Regions from separate parts of the Homo sapiens genome. Here region 2 is linked to region 1. Evidence: read pairs that join two places in POLR2A ChIA-PET (ENCODE). Cell type or tissue: A673. All regions are shown on one strand.

The links. ChIA-PET counts read pairs that join two places held together with the same protein. Peaks named below come from ENCODE experiments on the same cell type or tissue, not always from the same donor. Only the 100,000 strongest peaks of a DNase experiment are listed, where the experiment ranks them.
Region 2: POLR2A ChIA-PET joins it to region 1 with 10 read pairs; 4 of 35 experiments call an interaction of 5 or more read pairs at or near these places.

The regions. Positions count from the first base shown.
Region 1 is chr16:11,090,480-11,095,479 of GRCh38, reverse strand. The region is part of intron 19 of CLEC16A (C-type lectin domain containing 16A); the gene reads right to left. Among named protein-coding and RNA genes, the nearest start is that of CLEC16A, 150 kb to the right of the region's middle. RefSeq lists enhancers at 558-607, 3,979-4,068. In A673, no CTCF peak of the experiment used is centred here; no DNase peak of the experiment used is centred here.
Region 2 is chr16:11,210,052-11,215,051 of GRCh38, reverse strand. LOC107984859 (a long non-coding RNA gene) reads right to left here and starts at 4,117. Exons shown (of 4, transcript XR_007064984.1): 1 at 3,587-4,117; 2 at 3,249-3,400. RefSeq lists enhancers at 1,697-1,746, 1,937-2,196, 3,669-4,263. In A673, no CTCF peak of the experiment used is centred here; no DNase peak of the experiment used is centred here.

The DNA of each region.
Region 1 (5,000 bases):
TATGCTGACTGCCTGGACTCTGTTCCTGGAGTGGTCATTCCCAACACACAGACCAGAGCTGGCCCGTGGAGAGAATGTCAGGACTGATCAAGGTGAAAATGGGGAGGTGGGGGGAGCCCTGCACCCAGAGTCAGAACATGATGTGCCAGGCTGCTATGAGGGCCTTTCCAGCCGTGACCCCTGCACAGCCTTTTTTCTTTTTCATCTTCTCTTTCCTTTCTTTCTTCTCTCTGGTTCTTGCTCTAAAAGCACGACCTAGAAAAGGCAGGCTTTCCACGTTCCATAACATTACCGCCCACTTTTTCCTGCTATTTACATCAAAGATCCCAAGCTCACACATTTGAAACAGAATGTCATTTAAAAGACTACCCACTTAAAAAAAAAAAGAAAAAAAAAGATTAGCAACTGTTCAAATAAGAAACAAGTCATGGAAAATGTGACTTTCATTCTAGTTCTGCTTGATCACACCTGCTAAGAAGAAAGTAGAAACTTCAAACGCATCACAGGTACTGAGGGAGCCCAGAGCTGCAAAAGGTTAAGTGCTTTATCGGGGATCATCCAGTAGTAGGAAACTTTTTCCATTATGTGCTTAAAGGCCCACAGCCCCTTTAAATAGCCCCCTGCTACCTCATAATAACGATAACTTGATTCATTCTACAGGCTTTATTGATTTAAATGTGATTCACGTAAAATTCATGGCAACCATGCAAACCTAATTTTTCACATTTGAGCTACATTAGAAACTACACGGCAGAGGCAGGAGGGAAATGAGAGAAGGCATATTCGGGCAGTGGGGCCAAGGCAGGCATGCAGGGCCCCACAGGAAAAAAGGGAGAGATTTTTCTAAAGAACTCAGATGCAAAAAGAGACACACAAGGTCAGTTCTTAAGAAAGGAGCTTGCCTGATGTGGCCTGGAAAAAGTTGTAGGGGGGGAGGTGGTGCCTGTAAATGCTTCAAACTTCAGAGGCAAGGCCTTGTGTGGCTCTCAGCTGCCCCTCCTCTGAGCAGCTGGAGCCAAGAGGGCCCGTTAAGCCACAAGAGCACTTCTGCCTCCTCCCACAAACCTCACATCTGTAGATGAAGCCGGCTCTGGCTTCCAGAAGGTTTACTGCAATCACACCTTAGGGCTGGAAACTTATCAGGCTCGGCCTGCCCAGGACAGGCGCAGAGCTTCTGAGTCAAGCCTCTGGAACCCCTGACTCATGTTACCCTTCAGTTTCCCCTTTGAGCCCCTGGAGCCTTCATCTTTGGTCACCTGAAGGTGACACAGCAAGGTGGTTCATTAGGACAGCCACAGGCTGGGAAGGGGCCCTGTACAAAAGAGGAAGTACTCTGGAGGAAAGGTTGAGACCAGGGCATGATTTAGAGGAATGGGGTCAGTCCTGCTTCCTAATGCCACAGTTACAAAAGAAGGCAGAAATTAACCACCATGGCTTCTACAAGCACATGATAGGACCTGCCTGTCGTCCAAAGACCCTCGTCACCCCTCCACCCCAACAGGCTAGGAAGCCTGTGGGTCCTCCCTTCTAACCAAGCCTGCCCCATCCCTGAACGCACCGTGGCTTGGGTCACTGTCCTCTCACCTGGGGTGAATGAGAGAGGCATGTTTCACCAGCTGCCGCCTCCATTCTTGCTACCTCATCCCTGCTAACTGTGCCATGGAAGTGGGCTTCCTGGAGCTGCTCCCAGCCCACTTTCCTGTCCTTCAGCAGGGCCCCTTCTCTGCACTGCCACACCCTCATATCCTGGCTCGCCTTCTACCTCCTCTTGCTCAGTCTTGTACACGCCCTGCCCTCTTCCACCTGTGCTGTGCCCAGGGTGCATCTGCCCACCCTCGGCGCCTGGCTGATATTTACTTCTTCAAAAATACGCCCACTTTGCTTTAAGACAGATTCATTTGGTGACTCCTCAGTGCCAGGCGGTATAGATATGAAGAGAAAGGTGACCAGTCACTGCCCACCTTCCAACCCTTGAGTCCGGGCAGAATCACTGAAGTGTCCAGCAGGGCATGCTCCCGGCCTGTACACTGGAAGCCTGTTTGTTCCTTTGCCTGAGTGCCACAGGAAGTGTCAGCTAGGGTTTAGGAGGCCTTGAAGCACTTTTTGAGTCCTAGACTCATACTCACTGGGACGAGTATGGCCACGGTAACCGCACTGGCTGAGGAAAAGTGGCTTTGTTCTCCAAATGTCCCAACTCCAGGGCCCAGGCTCACTGTGAGGGATGGCAGGGAAGGGCCACTCCAGTGAAGCCTACTGCCCTTCTCTCTCTCACTCTGCTGTGCTGAGCAGGTCTAGCTGAATTCATAAGAGATGAGGGTGCACACCATGTGATGCCCCAAAAGCACCATGAGAAGGGGGTGCAAAGGCTGTAGGAGCCAGCAGGGAAGTGGAGGTGGTGGGGGGTACAGGAGGAGGAGATCCCTGAGATGGGTCTGGACAGATTGCCCAGGTAAGGATGCTCCTCATCCCAGCTCCTCCCTGCTCCATGGGGGCCTCGACACTGGGGTAGGGGGAGCTTCCTGCCTCCTGGCCTGTCTCCCACTAGACTGGGGACAGTCATGATGATGAGGATAACGACAGTCACCATGCATTGGGGATTCTATTATGGATCAAACGCTTGTTAGTATATTTAATTGTCACGACCACCGTGTTTTATAGAAGAGGAAACCGAGGCCCACAGAGTTTCAGAAGCTCGGCCGAAGTCATACAGCTCATAGACGACAGACCCAGTCCTCAAACCCTGATAGATTCTGACTCCAGAGCACCTACTCTCACCATTGTGCCACGAACAAAAGGAAGGAAGGAACCAAAAGTTTTGGGGACAGGAACTGAAATCAGTTATGTTCAAATCTGTATTTGCAAAAACGTTCAAGGAAATGCTGGAAATGCCTGCAAGCCAGGGATTGGTTTAAGCATGGGCTTTTTTGTGTTTGTGTGTGTTTTTGTTTTTGAGACAGAGCCAGGCTGGAGTGCAGTGGTATGATCTTGGCTCACGGGAACCTCCCGGGAGGCTGTGATCCTCCCGCCTCAGCCTCCCAAGTAGCTGGGACTACAGGCTCCCACCACCACACCTGGCATGTGTGTGTGTGTGTGTGTGTGTGTGTGTGTGTGTGTGTGTTTGTTTTTGTTTGTTTTTTGAGACAGGTCTTACTCTATCGCCCAGACTGGAGTGCAGTGGTGTGATCTTGGCTCACTTCAGTCTTGACCTGCTGGGCTCAAGCGATCCTCCCACCTCAGCTTCCCAAGCAGCTTGGACTACAGGTGCATACCACCACACGTGGCTAGTTTTTCGTTTTTGTAGAGATGGAGTTTTGCCATGTTGCCCAGGCTGGTCTCGAACTCCTGACCTCAAGTGATCTGTCCACCTGCCTCCCAAAGTGCTGGATAAATTACAGGCGTGAGCCACTGTGCTTGGCCTAAGTGTGTTTTTAAGGAGCTTGTTTTCTGTCGATAATGGAGGGCTTCTGCACACTGAGTCCAAGCAGACCCTACAGTGAGAGAGGGCAGCCGACGGGGAAGCCTTCTGAGGAAGCAAACCCATGGCAGTCCCAGGGTGTCAGAACACCCCTGCTGAGTACCTGTTACTTAAGCACACCTTTCCTGCAAAGAAAAGTGGGGTAACTTACGAGGGGGAGCTCAGGCATCAAGTTCAGCTACCCGTGGGTTACCAGAAAGCCTAGCAGATCATCTGCAGCCTGAGTCATGGAACTTGAGCTTACACCTATCAGAGGCCTGCTGTGTTTCAGGCATCGTGCTCAAAGCTTTCCTGACAATTTTCCTCATTTTTCAGATGAAGGAAACCTGAGGCTCAGGTTAAGCCATGTGCTGAGGTCACCTGGTTGGCAAGCAGCAGAGGTAGCTTGAATGCTGGCGGTCAGACTCTGCGGAGTACCCATTTACCCACTAACTCTACCCATCTCCGAGCCAGCGCCCTTCCCTGTGCAGTGCCAGCCCCTCAGGACAGCCCTGCAGAGGTGGGGGAGGCCTGAGACTCAGTAGGTGCAGAAGGCTGCCAGGGCACACAGCCCCACCCGCCCTACGAGGTGAATCACAGCCTTCAGAGCATGCTCTTGCCTCTACCTGCTGCCTCTCAGGCGCCACTGGGGCCAGACCCGGGGGCATCCACCACAAAGTAAGGCTTCTTCATCAAGTGGCCGATACTGAATAGGCCTGTGAGCTTTTACTGAAAGCCACACACAACTTCCCTTTTACCCTTTGAAATAAGTGATATCATTTTCAACACCAGTTATCCATCTCCTGTGTCTTTTAATAGAAGCAGCTCATGGTGTGAGTTGGGGGAGATATAAACACAGGAGGGAAAACTGCTTACCTCACGTCTTTATGGAGAAAGGAGATTAGGCGCTTTAAAGGCAAAATCCTGGCTAGGCTTGGTGGCTCACGCCTGTAATCCCAACACCTTGGGAGGCCAAGGTGGGCGGGGTGCTTGAGCCCAGAAGTTTAAGACTAGCCTGGGCAACGTAGTGAGACCTCATCTCAAAAAATTAAAATAGGCTGGGCACCGTGGCTCATGCCTGTAATCCCAGCACTTTGGGAGGCTGAGGTGGGTGGATTACTTGAGGTCAGGAGTTCAAGACGAGCCTGGCCAACAAGGCAAGAAACCCTCTCTCTACTAAAAATACCAAAAAAAAAAAAAAAAAAAAAAAAAAATTAGCTGGGTATGGTAGCGCATGCCTGTAATCCCAGCTACTTGGGAGGCTGAGGCAGGAGAATCACTTGAACCAGGGAGGGAGAGGTTGCAGTGAGCCAAGATCACACCACTGCACTCCAGCCTGAACAACAGAGCGAGACTCTCTCTCAAAAACTAACTAAATAAAATAAAATAGAAACAAAAATCCAGAGAGCCTCCTAAAACACTGGACTGTAGATTCTCTGGACCTCCAGGCAGGATGTTAGGTAAGCGGGGAGTTGCGGAGAAATGTAATAGGAAAGTGGTCCACTGTGAAGGCTTCACACACAGGCTCCCCGGCAATGCTGCAGAC
Region 2 (5,000 bases), 120 kb before region 1:
AAAAAGTATTTCTGGAAGGAATTGAGGAAACTGGTATCAGAAAGGGAACTGGGGTGGCTGGGGGACGACAGGGGCCAGCAGGGAAAGAGACCCTCTTATCTCTTTTGCATTTTGAACCATCTTTTCTTAAAATTGAACTAAATGTCAAATCAATAAATAAAAACAAAGTGCTGGTTTTTTGTTTTGTTTTGTTTTGTTTTGTTTGAGACGGAGTCTCGCTCTGTCGCCCAGGCTGGAGTGCAATGGTGTGATCTTGGCTCACTGCAAGCTCCGCCTCCTGGGTTCAAGTGATTCTCCTGCTTCAGTATTCTGCGTAGCTGGGACTACAGGCACCCGCCAGCACGCCCGGCTAATTTTTTGGTATTTTTTAGTAGTGACGGGGTTTCACCGTGTTAGCCAGGATGGTCTCGATCTCCTGACCTCGTGATCCGCCCGCCTCGGCCTCCCAAAGTGCTGGGATTACAGGCGTGAGCCACCGCGCCCGGCCCAAAGTGCTGTTTTCAGGCAGCCCCTACTAAGTAGCAGCTGTGATTATTCATGTCACAAGTAGTTCTCAAGCTGCCAGAAGCTTCCTGTGTGTATATGTTGGCTAGACCTGCAACCTCCATGGGTTTATGAAGAATAAGGTAGGCCCAGGGCTGAGAGGTACGTAGAAGCCCCATCATATACTAGCTGTGCGCTAGGGGTGGGCCACTTAACCTCTCTGAGCTTCCATTTCCTACCTGAAAAACAGGGATCATGGATAAAGTCATATGGGCCACGTGTTCAGCTATACGCCAGGCATGAGGTAAACACTTAATAGATTTGACTGTTATTATTGTACTTTTTTTTTTTTTTTTTTTGAGATAGGGTCTCCCTCATCTGGAGTGCAGTGGCACAATCGTAGCTCACTTCTGCCTCAAACTCCTGGGCTCAAGCATCCCCTCCTGCTTCACCCTCCCAAGTAGCTAGAAGCACGCCACCATGCTTGGCTAATTTTTAATTTTTTTTGTAGAGACAGAGTCCCGCTATGTTGTCCAGGCTGGTCTCGAATTCCTGGCCTCAAGTGATCCTCCTCCCTTGACCTCCCAAAGTGCTGGGATTACAGGTGTGAGCCACTGCACCAGCCAGATTTGGTTGTTTTTATTAATAAGGGCCAAAGATCCTGTCTTGGGCAAGGAGAAGGGAGGAACACACTGAGCCCACTGTCGCCACCCGAGGAGGTGGGCTGGAGTAGGTGGCCCACGGGGAACAAAGCTTCCCAGGATAGAAGGTGGGCAAGGGGTTATGAAGGCACCAAAGAGAGAAAGGGAGACTCCACCTGTGCACCCAGCACCCCTACCCCTCATCTCTCCCCATGCAGTATGGTGGGAGGGCAGCCCTGACTGCAGGGAAATCCACGCCTGCGCCCCTTCCCCCACCACCTGGCCTGATGGGCAAGTGCAGAGCAGGAGGCAGCTCACACTCCAGAAGGAAGAGGCGCACCCTCTCCCAGGGCCCCGGGTGTGTGCTGGGTGCCACACAGCCCTGCGTTCCAGCCATCCCTGAAGGACCCACACTAGGACAGGGCAGGACAGGGACCCACCAACCATGAGGCAGCCCCTGGAGGAGTGGGAGGGTCAAGGGGTACAGGAGGAGCTGGGGATCCCTGAGGTTGGGGGCTGCCCTGGGTGCTTGGCTCTCTCCTCCTGCTGTGCCAGAAAGGGTGCTTGGGTGACAGGCACCCACATGCCTCCAGATTACAGGGTACCAGGGCATGGCAGCAGGGTGGGCCTGGGGAATTCCCACATGGCAAACCTGTGCATCAGCCTGGTAAGGCAGAAGGGGTGTCAGGAAGCCAGGCTGTGGCTCCATGTCACTGCATGACCTCGGCAAGTCGCTTCTGCCCCTGTGCCCGGCTCTCCCGAGCTGTCGAGTGAGGCGTGGCCTCTGGGCCCCGAGGGGTTTACGGGTTGCCTGGGAGCAAGACAGAGATGAAAGGACAGGTTGGCAAGCCTGCCTGACTCTGAGGATGACTGGAGATGGTGCCCCTTTGGGGCAAGTCCCTGCGGAGGCACCTCCTGTCCTGGCCAGGGATGTGGGGGTCCCCTGCTCATGACTCACGCTTTCTGGGACTGACATTGTCCCCTGGGAGGCGCTTGCCAGGAAGGGCCTGATCTGGCCCTTTCTGCCCTGTGCAGATGTCTCAGCCTTAGCTGCGCCTGGCCCAGGCCAGGAAAATGCTGGCCGGCTCCGCCCCACGGCAGGGAGGGGGACGGCGCTGAGATGTTGGGGGCCTTTCTTCTGGACAGTGGACTGCATCTGTGCTCAGCTTGGTCGCTGCCCTGATGATTTTTGGCAACACGAAACTGATATAACCACTTGTCCTCAAGGAAACTGCACCCTGAAGCCATCCCTCGATCTGAGTCAGGGATCCCTGTCTGATGCGTCCCGTCTCGGGACTGGCCACCCTTGCACAAGTCAAAACCTTGTGCAAACGCCTTTCCTTCTTCTTCTCTCAGCCCCCAAATCTGAAGTCACCGTCCTTAGTGCATGTTCCCTAGAAGCTGACCCTAGACAGGGGTTTGGTGACCATGACATGGTGCTGGGTCACCCCGTAGGAGTCCTGATCAGGGGCAAGGGAGCTGGAATTTTATGCCCACCGCATGTGATTGGTTAAGGGATCCCCCCCTTCTGCCCTCTGGGCAGTGCGTGAATTCCTGGGAGCTTCTGCCTCTCCAGGGGTTGCAGGCAAAGCTGGTTCCAGCAGCAAAAGATGGCGCCTGACTAGAAAATGTAGGTAGCTGCTGCTGGCAGAGAAAGTTCCCTGGGGGGAGGGGTAAAGGGATGGGGGCTAGGGGAGGAATCTGGGAGGAGTTTGGGCAGCGCCTGCGACAGCAGCTGAATGCTCTCCATTTGACCTCTATTTCTGGAAAACATTTGCTTCTCTCCCTTCCCACAGCCGCCCTTATCTGTCACCAGGACACCCAGGAGCTTCCCAACTAAACTCCCTGCAGCTCCATTAACTACTACCTACCCAGGAGCAGAGGGACTTTCTAATGCCTATCTGAGCCAATTTTCTAGATCAAGCCGATTTTCTAAATGCCAATCTAGTCACTCTAACCACCTGCCCTCCGGTGGGCTCCCCCAGCCCTTAGTGGTCACAGACTCAGCCGCCCCCAGGCACAGGGAGGTGCCATGAATGAATGAAACCAGGGTGGCCACTGCAAGCCCATAGCCCTCCCCAGATACCTGTTTGATGGAGACAGCAGTTGAGAAATGCACCTCACCTCTGAGAAGATGACATCATAAGTGTGATGATGGATTGGTGTGGTGCAGCGGTAGGGGAGTGGAGGGTACAGGTCCCGTTCAAAGGAGGCAGCCTCTGCTCGGCTCCAGCAGATGGTTCTTGCAGGGCTGAGGGACAGCATGTGCGAAGGTCCTGGGGCAGGAGCGGGGCACAACCATGGGAGATGCAAAGGAAGGCCAGTGGGGCTGGAACACTGGGGAGGGGCTGGGAGATGGGGGTAAAGGAGGGGTGAGGGGCCTAGACCCTGCACTGACAGCAAGCCAGGTGGGCTGGGGGGCAGAGCAGTGTGATTCACGCCAGAGGAGATCAGGAGATCACCTGTGGTGTGGGCAGAGTTGGGATCATCGAGGAGGGGCCAGGAGACCAGATGGGAGGTTTCTGCCATGGATGGTCCAGGTGGGAGATGAGGAGGTGTGGACCCGGGCGGTGGCCTCAGGGAGGAGGGGATGAACAGGCTCAGGATGTGGTGAGGAGGCCTTGCTGAAGGGCCAAGTGTGGAGCCGGGAATGGCTGTGGCTGCATGTCAGTGGACTCGAAGGCTGGAGGCCGAGAGAGGGAGCCATCTACTCCAGAGTGCATCTCACTGCTGCTTCCAGGAGCCCTCAGGGCACCTGGGCAAAGACTGTCCTGGAGGGTCGTAGAGCCCCTTGGGGAGGGTAGGAAGGGCACCCGGGCTCCCACCCTGTCAGTAAGGTCAGATCAGCCCCACATCAGTTCTGGGGTGCAGGGGGAGGGAGAATAAAGAGGAAAAGGACCCAGGAAGCACTACATGATCCTAGAAGGGGCTGGGCACGGTGGCTCCCGCCTGTAATCCTAACATTTTGAGAGGCTATGGTGGGAGGATCACTTGAACTTCAAGGAGTTCAAGAACAGCCTGGGCAACACAGTGAGACCCCCATCTCTACAAAAAGTTAAAAAAAATTGTTTTAAATAGAAAAGCTCCAAGAAGGGGTGGAATCCCTAAAACATCTCCCACGCTGCACACCCAGGTGCTGGTGCTGGGTTTCCTCACTCACCTGCAAGGTGGTGTGAGGGGGGCTGGAGTCCACCATTGCAGGCTGAGGACTCAAAAGCTTGGAGAGGGAAAGGCCCTGCCCAAGGCCACCCAGCTAGAGGGAGAGGGTGTCATCCCCAGCACAGCCATGACGCCCCCATCTCTGCTTCCTCTTAAAGCCATGCAGAGGCCGCCTGCCCCCGCCACCAGCCCCCTGCCCTCCTGTGTTCAGCAAGCCCTGGCCACAGTCGTGACTTGCCTGAGACTTTCCCTGTCCTGGCCTTGCAGGGTTTGGTTCTGATTCTCAAAGCAAAATGGCCTCCTCTGTTGCTAAAATGTCTTCTCAGAGGATGGCGGCTTCCCAGCGGAGCTGTTGTGGGCACGAGGGGAGGAAGGAATACACAGGGGGTGTACCAAAGAGCTGCTTACCATCTTCCAGGCTCTCTGCTGAAGGCCGTGTGTGTTCCCCATTTTTTTTTTTTGAAACGGAGTCTCCCTCTGTCACCCAGGCTGGAGTGCAGTGGCGCGATCTCTGCTCACTGCAACCTCCGCCTCCTGGGTTCAAGCGATACTCCTGCCTCAGCCTCCTGAGTAGTTGGGATTACAGGTGCCCACCACTACACCTGGCTAAGTTTTGTATTTTTAGTAGAGATGGGGTTTCACCATATTGGCCAGGCTGGTCTTGAACTCCTTACCTTAAGTGATCTACCCACCTCGGCCTCCCAAAGTGCTGGGATT